Linked DNA regions of Homo sapiens: all the other regions are linked to region 3. Evidence: chromatin contacts called from ENCODE Hi-C or POLR2A ChIA-PET data. All regions are on one chromosome and are shown on one strand. The core of a region is the stretch at or near the end of the contact, and the rest is flanking DNA. Distances in the headings are between cores, read along the strand shown. Region 1 overlaps RBM20 (RNA binding motif protein 20). Region 2 has its middle 28 kb from the start of PDCD4-AS1. Region 3 overlaps RBM20 (RNA binding motif protein 20). Region 4 overlaps RBM20 (RNA binding motif protein 20).

What was found. Hi-C counts contacts between places; a loop is a spot of excess contacts on that map. ChIA-PET counts read pairs that join two places held with the same protein, here RNA polymerase II (POLR2A). Pooled maps may share reads with other maps.
Region 1: a map of CD8-positive, alpha-beta T cell shows a loop between it and region 3 (5-fold over the local background). The contact joins two enhancer-like sites. A Hi-C loop is called at or near these places in 8 of 168 maps with a recorded cell type or tissue (CD8-positive, alpha-beta T cell, PC-3, Right ventricle myocardium inferior and 5 more), 1 of 37 single-sample maps with no recorded cell type and 11 of 50 pooled maps. POLR2A ChIA-PET finds 5 or more read pairs at or near these places in 4 of 52 experiments (CD4-positive, alpha-beta T cell, MCF 10A, OCI-LY7 and 1 more).
Region 2: a map of GM12878 shows a loop between it and region 3 (6-fold over the local background). The contact joins two enhancer-like sites. A Hi-C loop is called at or near these places in 2 of 168 maps with a recorded cell type or tissue (Caco-2 and GM12878), 27 of 37 single-sample maps with no recorded cell type and 11 of 50 pooled maps. POLR2A ChIA-PET finds 5 or more read pairs at or near these places in 7 of 52 experiments (CD4-positive, alpha-beta T cell, CD4-positive, alpha-beta memory T cell, GM12878 and 4 more).
Region 4: a map of gastrocnemius medialis shows a loop between it and region 3 (2.2-fold over the local background). The contact joins two enhancer-like sites. A Hi-C loop is called at or near these places in 2 of 168 maps with a recorded cell type or tissue (gastrocnemius medialis and mammary epithelial cell) and 8 of 50 pooled maps. POLR2A ChIA-PET finds 5 or more read pairs at or near these places in 3 of 52 experiments (Panc1, T-cell and WTC11).

The regions. Positions count from the first base shown.
Region 1 is chr10:110,670,142-110,673,562 of GRCh38, reverse strand. The region is part of intron 1 of RBM20 (RNA binding motif protein 20); the gene reads right to left. Among named protein-coding and RNA genes, the nearest start is that of RBM20, 28 kb to the right of the region's middle. RefSeq lists an enhancer at 768-1,057. Within about 2 kb of position 1,327, at least 25 of the 41 ENCODE cell types and tissues checked have a DNase peak (open chromatin) inside an H3K27ac peak, as active enhancers do; they include heart right ventricle, where a contact is called at or near this core.
Region 2 is chr10:110,841,362-110,844,675 of GRCh38, reverse strand. No RefSeq gene overlaps it. Among named protein-coding and RNA genes, the nearest start is that of PDCD4-AS1, 28 kb to the left of the region's middle. RefSeq lists enhancers at 779-938, 1,299-1,348, 1,499-1,558, 1,569-1,638, 1,709-1,768 and 2 more. Within about 2 kb of position 1,480, at least 10 of the 41 ENCODE cell types and tissues checked have a DNase peak (open chromatin) inside an H3K27ac peak, as active enhancers do; they include GM12878, where a contact is called at or near this core.
Region 3 is chr10:110,744,487-110,747,571 of GRCh38, reverse strand. The region is part of intron 1 of RBM20 (RNA binding motif protein 20); the gene reads right to left. LOC124902498 (a long non-coding RNA gene) reads left to right here. Exons shown (of 3, transcript XR_007062286.1): 3 at 1,803-1,878. Among named protein-coding and RNA genes, the nearest start is that of RBM20, 100 kb to the right of the region's middle. Within about 2 kb of position 1,496, at least 4 of the 41 ENCODE cell types and tissues checked have a DNase peak (open chromatin) inside an H3K27ac peak, as active enhancers do; they include GM12878 and heart right ventricle, where a contact is called at or near this core.
Region 4 is chr10:110,819,422-110,822,713 of GRCh38, reverse strand. RBM20 (RNA binding motif protein 20) reads right to left here. Exons shown (of 14, transcript NM_001134363.3): 10 at 2,538-2,642; 11 at 779-1,439. Among named protein-coding and RNA genes, the nearest start is that of PDCD4-AS1, 50 kb to the left of the region's middle. Within about 2 kb of position 2,018, at least 21 of the 41 ENCODE cell types and tissues checked have a DNase peak (open chromatin) inside an H3K27ac peak, as active enhancers do.

The DNA of each region.
Region 1 (3,421 bases), core at 78-2,577, 74 kb after region 3:
GCACAGCTAGCAGGAGTAAACATTTATACAAATTTTTTGAAAAGCCATTTGGATGCTGGGCATGGTGGCTCACGCCTGTGATCCCAGCACTTTGGGAGGCCGAGCTGGGTGGATCACGAGGTCAGGAGTTTGAGACCAGCCTGGCCAACATAGTGAAACCCTGTCTCTACTAAAAATAAAAAAATTAGCCAGGCATGGTGGTGTGTGCCTGTAATCCCAGCTACTTGGGAAGCTGAGGCAGGAGAATTGCTCGAACCCAAGAAGCAGAGGTTGCTGTGAGCTGAGATTGCACCATGGTACTCCAGCCTGGGCAACAGAACAAGACTCCGTCTCAGAAAAAAGGAAAAAAAAAGAAAAAAGAAAAAAGAAAGAAAAGCCATTCAGGAATATGTATCAAGAACCTTAAAAACATTCTCACTCTGCCCTATGATAATGAGACTATAACCTAATACGGAAACAAGTTTTAGCCAGAAAGATGTTTACTGCAGAATTTTTTAATGAAAATAAAAAAACACCTAAATATTCAAAAGTAGAGTGGCTGTATATGGCATGACAGAATATTATGCAGCCAGTATGTATGTTTGTAAAATAATAATAAGAGAAAAAATGCAAAGTTCAAAGTTGAGCTTCATAGTACAATTAAAAACTAGAAAAAATAAATCTAACGTATGTATAGACAAAAAAGCAAAGGAACTATTCCAAATATCAGTTGATTTTAGATAGTGGACCCATGACGAGTTTTTCCTCCCTGCTTTCTACTGCTCTATACTAAGTATGTGTCAAGCTTTATTTGAAAAACTCAAGTACAAGTCCACGGTACAACCTAGCACTCTGGGGGCACTGGCACTCCAAAAGAAAGTTGCCTTCCCACTCCAGGAGAAAAGACCATCTCACCGGGGACCGCTGTGCCCACCCCAGGTCTGAAACGTCCCCTATCCGCGGACGGAAGCATCTTCAGGGGTCGCTGGAGAACCGTGGGGGCGCGAGCGCGCAGCTTCCGCGAACACCCGGGAAGACCGCCTGCGGCGCACCGCCCCGGGGGCTTTGGCTGACGATCACGGAAGCTCCGCCGGGCGAGGGAGGACGGCAGCAGCCCGGAGAGAAGGTCTCTGCAGAGCGGGGACGCAGGGTCCCGGGTGACACTCGGCGAGGGGAGCCTCCCCTTTGACTGTCTCGCTGAGACCTCTCAGGCTTCTAGTTTTCAAACACGAGGGTTGAATTATTCGGAGAGCTCAGCAGAAAGCGGATTAAGAAGGGGAAAGCCGAGGGAGCCATAAACTGACAAGTGCTGCGACCTCTCCGGCCACCAGGGGCCGAAGTCTCACCACTGCCCCCACCCGCGGCGCCAGGCATCGCCTCCCTCGTGGCAGAACCCTGTCCAAGTGCGCGGAGAAACGCAAAGCGCGGCAGGGACGGCTCCCTGAAGCCCACCGGGTAAAAGCAATGCCAGACATCAAAACCAGGAGCCTCCGAGAGCCGTCATCGGACAAGATAGGAAGAAGAGTCCCTAATAGGGCCCTAAAATACCCCCTAAGTTTGTCCCTCTGGGGTGAATTTGAAGTCTTCAGAGCTAAGTGGCTGATTATGAGCCTCAGCACCTCGGGTCCCAGGTGATATTTTGGTGATGAGACTCCACCCTAAAGGGATAGCAACTCTGTAAAAGCTGAAAAAGAATTCCTACATAATATCAATAATCACACCAGAATGGATCTCTTCTGTAAATTAACATTTTAAAAGATATCTTTACCAATAAAGAGATTTAAAGGGAGTGTTTCTTGTAAATACGGTTAATAAGCATGTCGATATATATACATATATATATATATCTTAAACAGTGTCATTTTACTTCTATTAAATTAGTTTTTTAAAAAAAATCTTGAGCTGGAGAGGTGTTTGTTTCACGAGCGCACAATGCATAATACTTTGGTAGACACTGTTCTGAGCAATATACAAATACTCATTCCCAATAATAGACCTATGAGGTGGGTACTGTGTCACTCCCACTTTAAAGAGGCAGTAACTGAGGCACAGGTAGGTTAAATACTTTGCAGAAGTTCACACAGCTGGTAAATGCCAAGTGTCAAGCTGGAATTCAAAGCTGGGCAGAGTGGTTCCGCTTAGTTATTGTGAGACCAATATCCTCCTATGTTACTGCTAACTTTTTAAACAGGTACAACTTTATTGTAAAGCAATGTGGCTAATATATCAAAAGCAATAAAAATATTCATACGCTTAGAAATAATAATCCCATTCTGAGAAAATATTCCAAAATGACATGCATGAAGAAAGCCATTACTATAGTATTGATAAGACAGAAAAACTAGAACCATCATTGTCCATCAGTAGGTGAATAATAACTTTGGGTAAGTCAGCTCAGTGAGGAGGTATGTGTACATGCCCACGTGGTTCTCCAGCGATCCCTGAAGATGATCCACTGGAGGCTTCTGTTTCCTGATTGGAGACGTTTCTAGGCCTGGGGGCTTCGAGGCAGCCACAGGAGAGATGGTCTTTTCTCCTGGCATGGGAAAGTGACTTTCTTTGGCAGCGCCAATGCCATCATGAAAAATTAAATTATGAAGAGGATGCAACTGCAAGAAAAGTCTTTTTACATCATAATGTTAACAGGAAAATAGAATGTAAAACCATGTGTGATACTTTAAAATATATGCACATGACCAAAAATAAAAGGAAGGAACACAAAAGAGAAAAATAACAATCTGACAAAGAGATTACTGCTAATATTTTTTCTTTCAAGAATTTCCCTTTTTGTTGTTACAGTCGTGTTGTTATGCATAAAGTTTGGAGAAACTGAAGTACATCTCAAAGTATTTATGAGAATAAGCCATATTTCCTGCGTCAAGAGCATCCCAAAGGAAACCTGTAACAGGGATGGTTCTACGGTATTTAAATGTTCTCTGAGCGGGGCTCCCTCTTGCCAGGGAAGGAGGATCATGCTGGCAGCTGGAATTAGCACCGTTCTCAGCCGCTGTATTAGAGAACCCCAGCAGAGATGAATGCTGCAGGGATTCCAGGCCTAGCATCAATGCCCACAAATCATAATGATGGTGAAAGAAGCAGAAGCCAATGTCTGGGGCTTTTCACACCCAGCAGCTAAAGAAATACAGTCCAGTCATGAGAAACTTAGTTTCAGATCTCACCAACGGGCAGTCTAAGGATGTGCCACATTCTTCACTTCCTATCTGTCTGTGCCAGATATCAACCAACAGTCCCTGGGAAAGAGACAAGAGTGAGCTAGATCATTTCTTGAATCTACTCTAAAACTCCAAGGTGTGAAACTTTTAGACTCCCTAGGAAATCAAGTTGAAGCAAGGAAAAATCAAGACAAAAATTCTCAACTCAAGACAACATGCATTGAATACACATTCATGTAAACGTGCAAAGAGAGATGATACCACTTTAA
Region 2 (3,314 bases), core at 231-2,730, 97 kb before region 3:
GGCTGTGGGGGTGAGAAGGTGGGTGGAGAGGAGGCAAGATTAAGTAGGGTCGGTGGAGGGCCAAGCTAAGCCATACGAGGAGCCCAGGAGACAAAAACCACAGAGACCAGGCTGGCCGACCCCAAGCAAGCCTGCCTCATGGGTAGGCTCCCCTGCTGGGGGCAGGAGGATGGTAATAAGGACCATAGCTCCCCACAGGCCCATGTGGGAGATTCAGGTAGAGAAGTGACCACCCCCCACCTTGTGATTGACAGCAAGTCTCCACTCTTATTTTCTTCCCAAAAACCTCTGGCACGCACAAGGCACACATCAAATGCACAGATGGGAAAACCGAAGCAACAGAAGGTAAACATTTGCCTACATCTCAGAATGAGTTCATTGTGGATTTGACCCAGGAACTCAAGGTCCTGATTCCCAGCATGGAGATCTGTCCCTGAGCCAGAAAGCTCTGTTCTTCCTAGGCTTGCATACAGTGATGGTGAGAGATCTCACGGGCAAACGGGGCACACCTTTTGCACCCCTCCTCCCTAGGCCGCTCCTTATCAGACAGGTTTGAGGGGAAGTTCCCAAACTGCCAGAGAGAATCAGCACTTCCCAGTCAGGCTTTGTTCCCTCCTGGCTGTGGTCATCCGTTTGGGGTAACCCCAAAGAATAAATGCTGGAGAGGTTTATTTCCCCCAACAATCCAAAGAGCAGGGGCCCCACCCTAGAGCTCTCTATTGTCAGGTGGGTGTGGCAGGGCACTCAGGTAGTAGAGATGATGGTGGCCTCCTCCTTGGCCTGTGAACACTGGTTCCTGGAAGTTCAGCCACTTAACAGAGAAATTTGAAAAACAGAGCTTGAAAATAAACCCAAACAAAAATTCATGAACTCCAGCCAGCATACTCACTCTCAGGTGGCTGGGCAGGTGTGAGCAAGGATCAGGCCTTCGGACACTGGGAGGTGTTGCCCCAACATCAGGAACCAGTTCACACAGACCAGAAGCCATCCCAGTGTCCCCGCTCCCACTATGCTCTTCTCCAATGTTGGGCTGTGAGCTCCCTAAGGATTTTTCCAACACCTCTCAGTACCTCTGTACTGTCCCTCAGGAGAATTATTCCAGAATATAGAGTCAAGTAGAACAATCTCCCCAGATAACCTGGAATGCTCTCTCCAGCCTAAGGACAGAGCATGTTTTTTTTTTTTTTCTTTCTGCCTTGGCTCCCAGGAGGCTTCTAGTCACATCTCTTGCTGTATGAGCCCTTACAGACCATATATTTGCTGCCTCCAACTTTCTTCAATCCTTGTTTATAATTTTTTGTTGTCTTAATCTGGACACATGGCATCATGTATGTGCAACATCTCTACTCCATGTTGGAAACAGGTGGCAGGCAAGTCAACAATCTAGTTTCACTCAGGAAGGAGAGGTCACAAGTGCAATCCGGCTAGCATTTTGGGGCTGTGGGAAATCCCCTTTTGATCACTCCCCTTTGTCCCCAAGTCCCCTGAGAGCAGAAAGCAAGCTGCTTCTCTTTCTTCTCCTCCCTGAAACAGGAGGAACTTGAGCAGCCCCCGGGGCCCTCCTTCCTCTCTTGCCCTCAGACTCAGCTCCCCTGGAATATTCTCCCAAGTGAGAAGAAGGAAGAAACAGTATTTCTCTGGGTATAGTGCTGTGGGTGGAGGCCTTTCTTTACTTTCCAGGGAGGAGAGGTACTGGAGAAATCAGTTTCTGGAATTTAACAATCAGGAATTCAGCCATAGGTAACTGCAGTATTGCTAAATTAGACTTTCTAATTTATCCAAGCAGCTCTGGGCAGACCCAGAGTCTAGAGGCTTTAGGGAGAGGCAGGAACAGGAGGTAGGCAGTGGAGAATAGTGGCTAAGAGTGTGGTTTGACAGTCATGTGGACCTGGGTTTGAATCCCAACTCTGCCACTTACTGGTCGTCTGACCCTTGACAAACCACTTTGTCTCTCGGAGCCTCATTTTCCATCTATGAAATGGGGAGAATAACAGTACCTGCTTCTCCAGTTGTGAAGAGGCCAAGAGACAGTGCCCCTATGGAGTACACTAAGTGTGCCATGCAGGGGGACTCAGGAATCAGCAGGGCCGAGCTGACAGCAGTAGTGTCTTGTGGAAGAGGGAGAGAAAGTGTGTGTGACCCCAGAGTTCCTCGCTGACAGCAACGCGGCCCTGGGCAGTGGCCCTGTTCCTTGTTTCTCCTCTGAGTAAGGATTGCTGACTCCACACAGCTCTCTGTCTTCAGCAGCAGGGCTTCCATCAGATCTCGAGGAGCTGTTTAATAACCACAACACTTCCAGCCATTAACAAAGATAAAGACAGCATTGGAAAATTGACTTTTGCCTGAGCACAGTAAGTACGAACCCAACTAAAAATCATAACACATGCTCCCAAACCCAGTTCGATGACTGTGACACGCTCCCACCCCCATCCTTCGCCGCCTCCCCCACCCACCAGCTGCCACCAGCCCCTTCTGCCATGGCCATGCTGGTCTCCTTTTCTCTGCCTCCTACTGTCAAGCCTTTTTCACACTAAAGTGCCCCTACCTTCAATGGCCCTACCACCCAGTAAAATAAATGCTGCTTCTATTCCAGGAGCTACTGGGGAAGTCCCTGGTTGACATCTAGGGCAGTGTTTCTCTAAGTGTCATCGGTGGACTGCACCTGCATTGAATTACCCCCCAGGCTTGCTAAGATGCAAATGCCTGGGTCCTCCCCGTGACCTAATGAGTCAGAATCTCCATGGGGGCGCCAGGAATATGCATTTTTAGCAAGCTCACCAGGTGCGGCTGATGCACCCAAAGCATGAGAATCCATGATTTCTCTTGAGTCCCTTGCTGAGTGCCAAAGTCCAGCTAGGACCAGACCTGGAAAATTCACACGATAATGTAATCGAAATATCATAAACTCTCCAAGTAGCCCCAGCAAGACTCAAGGGATCTGGATTCTAGTCTTGGCCCTATACCAATAAGCTGTGTTGCCTCAAACAAGTCACCTCTCTTCTCTGGGCCTGTTTTCTGGCTTGTAAAAGGAAGAGCAGAGGCTTGGGGGTCTCTGGGGCCATCCTGCTCCAACATGCTTGGAATTTCACTCAGGATAGGCACCTTTATATGACTGCCATTGTGGGAAAAGAGAATGGGGAGTTGACAGGGTTGAGCCCAGATGTCCAACCACTGCCTAAGAGGGCAGTTAACAGTTGCTGTTGCCAGGTTTGATGGTTCATGCCTGTAATCCCAACATTTTGGGAGGCTGAGGTGGGTGGATTGCTTGAGCCCAGGAGTTTGAAACTAGCCTGGGCAACATAGTGAAACCCTAT
Region 3 (3,085 bases), core at 247-2,746:
AACCCACGATTAAGACAACAAACAAGAAAGTGAGTAGTAAAGGGCAGAGCCCTGACTATAAGGGAGAAACTTGGGACAGAGGATCTCTGAGTCCAGAAAGGGAAGAAAGGAGGTGGCAATGACTGTCTCTCCCCATCCTTGGCTCCAGGTCTCTGCACCACTGATCACCTAGTCTAGCAGGTGCTTTGAGCCTGGGCAGGATCTGTGGAAGTGGCCAGTGGATCTGAAGGGGGTTGAGAAGCCAGTGCTACCCTGCCAGAATGACCCCCCCCCCCAAAAAAAGAGTTTTTAAAATCAATGCTCAACTTTTCTCCCAAATGATGATGCAAATACCAGTAATACACAAGCAGGTGGAGGTTATTTTTAGTGAGGGTATTTTTTTAACTTTCTATTCTGAAATACTTATAGACTTGCAAGAAGTTGCAAAAATAGTACAGAAAGGTCTATGTCCTTATCTCCTATCTTCCCCAATGATAACATCTTATATCACTATATTACATGATCAAAACCAGGAAATTGACACTGGCACAATACAATGGACTAGACTGCAGGCCTTAATCAAATGTTATCAGTTTTTGCAGACACTGTTATACAAACAACTATAATGGTGCAGAGGGTAGAAAAAAGAAAAAGAAGTGGTATAGAATTATTTACATCACTAGGATGAAATCAATACAATGTAATTTCGATAGACAATTCATGAGTATGCAAACAATTTTTTTATTACAAACGATATTTTTCTTCATGATTGAGTCCATTGTGATGGGATGATATTTGCAGCATCTTACTCCAGTCCCCCATTTGGGGAGGTGAAGAAATTTCCCACAACAGTTCTAGAAGAGTCAGGGAGAAAGAGGCATCCAATGCCCATTGCAACCCTAATCCCAGACCCTCTCCATAGGTAGCACTGCCTGCTCCCAATCCAGCTGTGCAAAATCATAGAATTCCCACAGCTTGAAGGGCATCTCCAGGTGGAATTTGGTGCCGGCCTTGAAATACTCGGGGTCGACTGAGCAATGCCACCATCTGGTGGTCAGACAAAGAACTAAGGAAAGCAGTGGCAGCTCTCCATTTGTGGGTCTTACCAGTTGAGCAACCTTTTAAATCTATTCCAGGAGGCTCTACTTAAGGTACAGCCATACTAAATGTTGTAATAAAGAATGTTTCGTAATGAGAATAACCACTCTACAGTGGATTAAATATGGCCACAAATTCCTGGAAGCCCCTCCCATTAAGACATGAGTCTATTTCCCTATCCTTTGAATCTGGGCTGGGCTCTTGACTTGCTTTGAAGCAGAATGCACAGGAAGAGATGCTGTGTAACTTCCAAGCCTCTACCTCAATTGGCCTCAGAGTTTGCCCCTCACCCTCTTGGAAGACTGCCACTTTGTGAACAAGCCCGCACCAGCCTCCTTCAGCATGAGATTCTAGTGGAGAGAGAATCTCCATTTCTCCTGAGGTCCCACGCATATGAATTCCAGCCGAATCGCTACCAAACGTGGTGATGAGCGAGCCCAGGCAAGAACAGCTGAAGGCAACTCAAGTCATAACCCACAGAATCATGAGAAATAATAAAGGGTTCTAAATCATTAAGTTCTGGGGTGGCTTATAATGGAACAGATTTGAACATTCTCAAATTATTGTTTAAAAAATCTGTACTGTGGACAAGCTTAAGGTTTATTATTACTATTTTAAACTAGATTACTAGGCAGGGCATACATCGCTATTTCCATATGGTAAACCTTGCTTGTTGCATGCATTTTGAATATACGGCATACTTTGATTTTCCTTTGCATTTTCAGCCCTCCTCACATGTTATCACGCATTCATTCATCAAACACCAAGCATGTTGAAAGTGACAGCTCCTGGAGTAGGCACTAAGGATGTGACATTGAATTGGATATGACGGCTACTCCTGAGAAGCTCATGGCTATTGGAGAAGATACGTATGCAAATGCTGAGTGACCACTCCCAGTGGAAGCAAGACAAGGGGCTAAGTTAGTCAGGACCCAATAAAGAAAAGAGAAACCACTCCAAATCCCTTGGAGAATTTAATCCAGAGAATTTATCAAACAGACAAGAAGGTACACAAAAGCTAGTGGGGACAGGAGTAGCAATAGAGCCCTGGAAGATCCCCAGCCACTGTCAGACAGCCAGCCACAGAGGAGGGGGAGAACCACCCTGGCATCCCTCTCCGACCACCCTGCAGTCTCACCCCAGAGGCTTGCACTGTTCAAACCCAGCAGGCGCCTGGAAATGCAGCCTGCAGGGATCAAATCCCTGGGATGTGGAGCACAGGAGGGGAAGAACAAGGCTTATGACTTGCCATGGTGGTATTCAGGCTAGAAAGTCTTTACAGCAGAGGCAGTGGCTGGGCCAAGCCTTGACACTTAGAAGAACTGGACTCTATTTGGAGATGTTTTGCAGTCACATTTGGGTTTGCCCAGGAGAAACAGGGATGAAAAAGCAGAGGGTTTGTATTCAAGCAACTGCTTACAACATTGACCCAAACAACAGTAACCACGAGGAGAGTGACAGTGCATAAGAAAGATGCCAGCACCCCCAGGGAGGAAGTGCTGGAGTTCCGGAGAGGCAGAAGTAACCTCTCGCTCTTGGCTCCTTTTGGTGCTGGGAGGACAGTAAGGTCAAGGCCATCCCTTCAGCTGTCCTGAACACAAGCCTCTTGACCCACATGGTGGCCGCTATGTTTCACCATGAGCCAAGCAAAGGACCAAGATGGATTCATTGCCTTTGTTCGAAATATAACTGAGTCTTCATATCAGCAGATTTCTTTCCTTGTCTTCTTGGTACAAGTGTACATATCTTTAGATTTCTTATTTCAGTAGCTAAATATACATCTAAACTCATTTGAAATGAAATAGGGACTGGCTCTTTCACATTCTAAAGTATGGTTTGCAAACTTCAGCAGGCCTCAGACACACCTGGAGGGCTTGTTCAAACACAATATCACTAGCATCCACCCCCAGAGTTTCCGTTCAGTAAGTCTGGAGGAAGGTTTGAGAATCTGCGTTTCCATCAAGTTGCTAGGTGGATATTGCTGCTGGTGCAGGACCACACTTTGGGA
Region 4 (3,292 bases), core at 769-3,268, 75 kb before region 3:
CTCTGTATTTTCTGCCCCTGACTCTCACTTCAACCTCTGGTGTGCTACAGGCTTTCTGTAAAGCAAATCCCTAATTATTTTCACAGTGAGAATCTTAAAGGCTACTCTCTCTCCCTCCCCCCAAACCCCCTGATGGATCTTAAGTTCCACTTGGCAGAGAAGACGGGGCTTAGCCTATTTTAAACTCTCTCTTTCATGATGTCACAGTGCCGGGCATAGGCACAAAACGTCACCTCCAATGGAGTGAGAGAATATCCTGAAACAAGTCTTGTATCACTGTCAGACCCTAGCAAAAAATGGGTCTGAGGTAGTAAGAAGGGGAACAGCTGTACCCTTTAAGGATCCTCTGTTCCTTCCCCTTCCACTCCTTTCTTGTATCCCCTACTCTTGCCCCCATCACAGAAATAACAGCCTGGGTGGCCCTCTGCTGTGCAGGCACGAGGCTCCTCCTGATCTCCTTTTGCTGATAACCCAGTCTAATTTTAGTTATCCAAGTCCATCTGGGCTCCTGTAAATGCAGAGAAGTCTGCCCTGAGTTTGCTTCTCAGAAAACATGCAGCCTCCTATCTAACTTCCTTTACACCACTTGCCTAAAATCACTAACAGTTTAGCCAGGCTTTTAGAGGCTTGCCTTTGTTGCTAAATCACTTTCTGCACCCACTTTAATGCTAGTTGAAACCTTACTTATGTTCATTCCAGCCTGCACATGCTCATACTTTATCAGGTGAGCAGGAGTCCAATCAACCCGACCACCCGTGAGGAAAGGGGAGATAGTTACCCGGGGTCAACACTTCTTGGCAAGCTTGGTTTTGGAGGTCAGTTTCGATGGGGGGGCTGGCTTTCTCCTCCAGGGGGCTGCCTTCACAAGCCCCATCTTCGGGGGTCCCCCTGGTCTTGCAATCATCCACAAATGGGCTTGGCTGCCGGGCCCTCTCCTCTGCTGGCTTAGGGGAAGACATTTGCTGGACTGTAGGGGCTGGATGAACATCTGAGCTCTCCACTCCCTTTGCCTCCTTCTCGTAGCAATCTGAATCCTCCAGGGAGAGGCCTGTCTCACTTTCAGCTGGCTTCCGCTCAGCATCCAGATTTAGGCCAGGCATTTCCACGTCCATGTCACTGGGACAGCTTGTGGAAGCAGAGGGCAGTTCTCTGGGTGACTTGAGGCTGATTTCTGCAGCCCCATTCCCTACGGCCTTGACTCCTTCCTTGGGGAAATCCTGGGCCAGGTCTAAGTCTAAGGTGGTTGTCACACACAGACATGTTTCTGGGCAAATTTTGTCTTTCTGGTCAATGGGCACAATTTCTTCCAGCTCTGGGATGTCTGGTTCCACGATAAAATCTTCTTCTTCCCCAACCTCGTCCACTGTCACCAGCTCCTCCATGTTAGTGGGATACCAGCTCTCCCCCTCTGCCTCACTTTCACTCTCCCAATCTTGTTCCTGTACAAAAATGCAGAATGGAGGTCAGAGGGTGGTTGAGAGCATTCAACTGGAAGGCACAAGACTTGGCCATAAGGACCACTCAAATCAGGAAGAATCTGAGCATTCTTACCTCTACCTGGTACAATTACTGTGAACCACTCAAGTCCCACGGCACCAACTCATCTTTAGGGTGATGCTCAAAGTTTGGAATAGGCCCTTAATGCTTAATCCACCATATTTAAAGTGACGCAAAGAATTTCAAGCCCCAGTAGATAATGGGTGCTCAATATACAGTTTTTGAATGCATGAATAATGAAGTTATAAACTCTAAATACTTACTGGAGCATCTTTCTTGCATCTGGGTCATCACTAAATGTAACTGCAGCAAAGCCCCTCACAAAATTCCCCCCAAGCACCCTCTCCCAGCAGGGGTACATACACTCCCACAGCCAAAGCTTCTACTAGGCCCCTTCTAGAACTTTCCCCTTGGCATCTGCAGCAGCCCATGGACTCCCAACTCCACAGACAGATTTAGGAGATCAGCTTCCCTGCCAGCGATACTCATTTCTCCTGCCTCTCCTGACCGGAAAGGCACGAAGATGGCCCTGTTCCAAGGATATTTCTTTTTGTTGTGGCAGCTCCAGCCCAGGAGAACTGTAACTGGATTTTTTCATTTTAATTAAGTAAAACAATCTATACAAGCACAGTAGATGGCTTGTTAATCCTAGGGTCTGGGCCTGCTGAAGTCAGGGCCCCAGCTTGAGTGCCCAAAGCAGCTTCTCGCCCCATCCCCGCCAAGGGACTTGTCTATTTTGGGAGCCTGGCTCTGAAGCCTGAGTCTTTTTTTGGGCACATGTTTTCTCGTAGGAACACAGCCAAATTGCTGGAGAGTGAGCAGAGCCCAGACATGTGGGTAAAGATCGCTTCAATAAAAACTGTCCGAAGATTCCAGGCACAGCCACTCCTCCAAAGTAGCGCTAGGAGGACTGGTTCATTCATGGAACTAATGGTGGGGTCTCAGCCATATTCCATCCAGCAGGACATCACCAGGCAAAAGGGGGACTCCTGTGACTCAGTCCCTCATGGCAGAAGTGCAGAATCTGAAACAAACTTTACCTTCTTTGTCCTTGTGTTTTCCGGATCAGAGAACTCTGCTTCTTTCTCCTGTCTGCCCACTGATTGAGGGCTTTCTTCCATGCCCTCCTGTTCCTCTTTTCCAGCCTTATCAAAGGAAGAACAGAGCAAACCAAATCAACAGTGAGCAGTGACAGGGAGAAGAAAAAAAGAATGATATTGAATGCAGGTCCCAGCTCTCAGATAGGTTTCACATACAGCATTTCCTTTATCCTCCCAGAATCCCTTGGAGGCAGCTGCTATCAGCATCTTCGTTTTATAGATTAGAAAACTGAGGTTCAGAGAGGTTAAGTAATTTGCTCACAGTCACACAGACAAATGGAGGCAGAGAAATGTCTTGAAGCCTGGCCCGATGTCTTTAGGGGGCAGAAATACCTGGCAAACTGGGTATTTTTTGCAGAGTAGAAGCAACAAAACTTGAACTGACTTGGGCCGGCCAAGACCCCAGGGTTAACCATCACGGTGACATTTCCCCAACAGAGTCATCTTGGCTATGAAAAAAATCATTCAGGACACTTATAGGTAGAAAGGGCACAGTCAGAGTGCCCTCACACCTTTCTGTTGCCCTCTGTCCTTGAGTGATAGCCCAAACTAACACTCCCTTTCCTCCTTCCTTGTATTCCCTTCCCCCAAATCAGGACCCTCACAGTAGTGCGCATGTCTGTGAAACTGAACAATTGAAAGCAGGTGTTTGGTTTGAGAATTAGGGCCTCTACCCAACCTTTAAGACAAGGGTC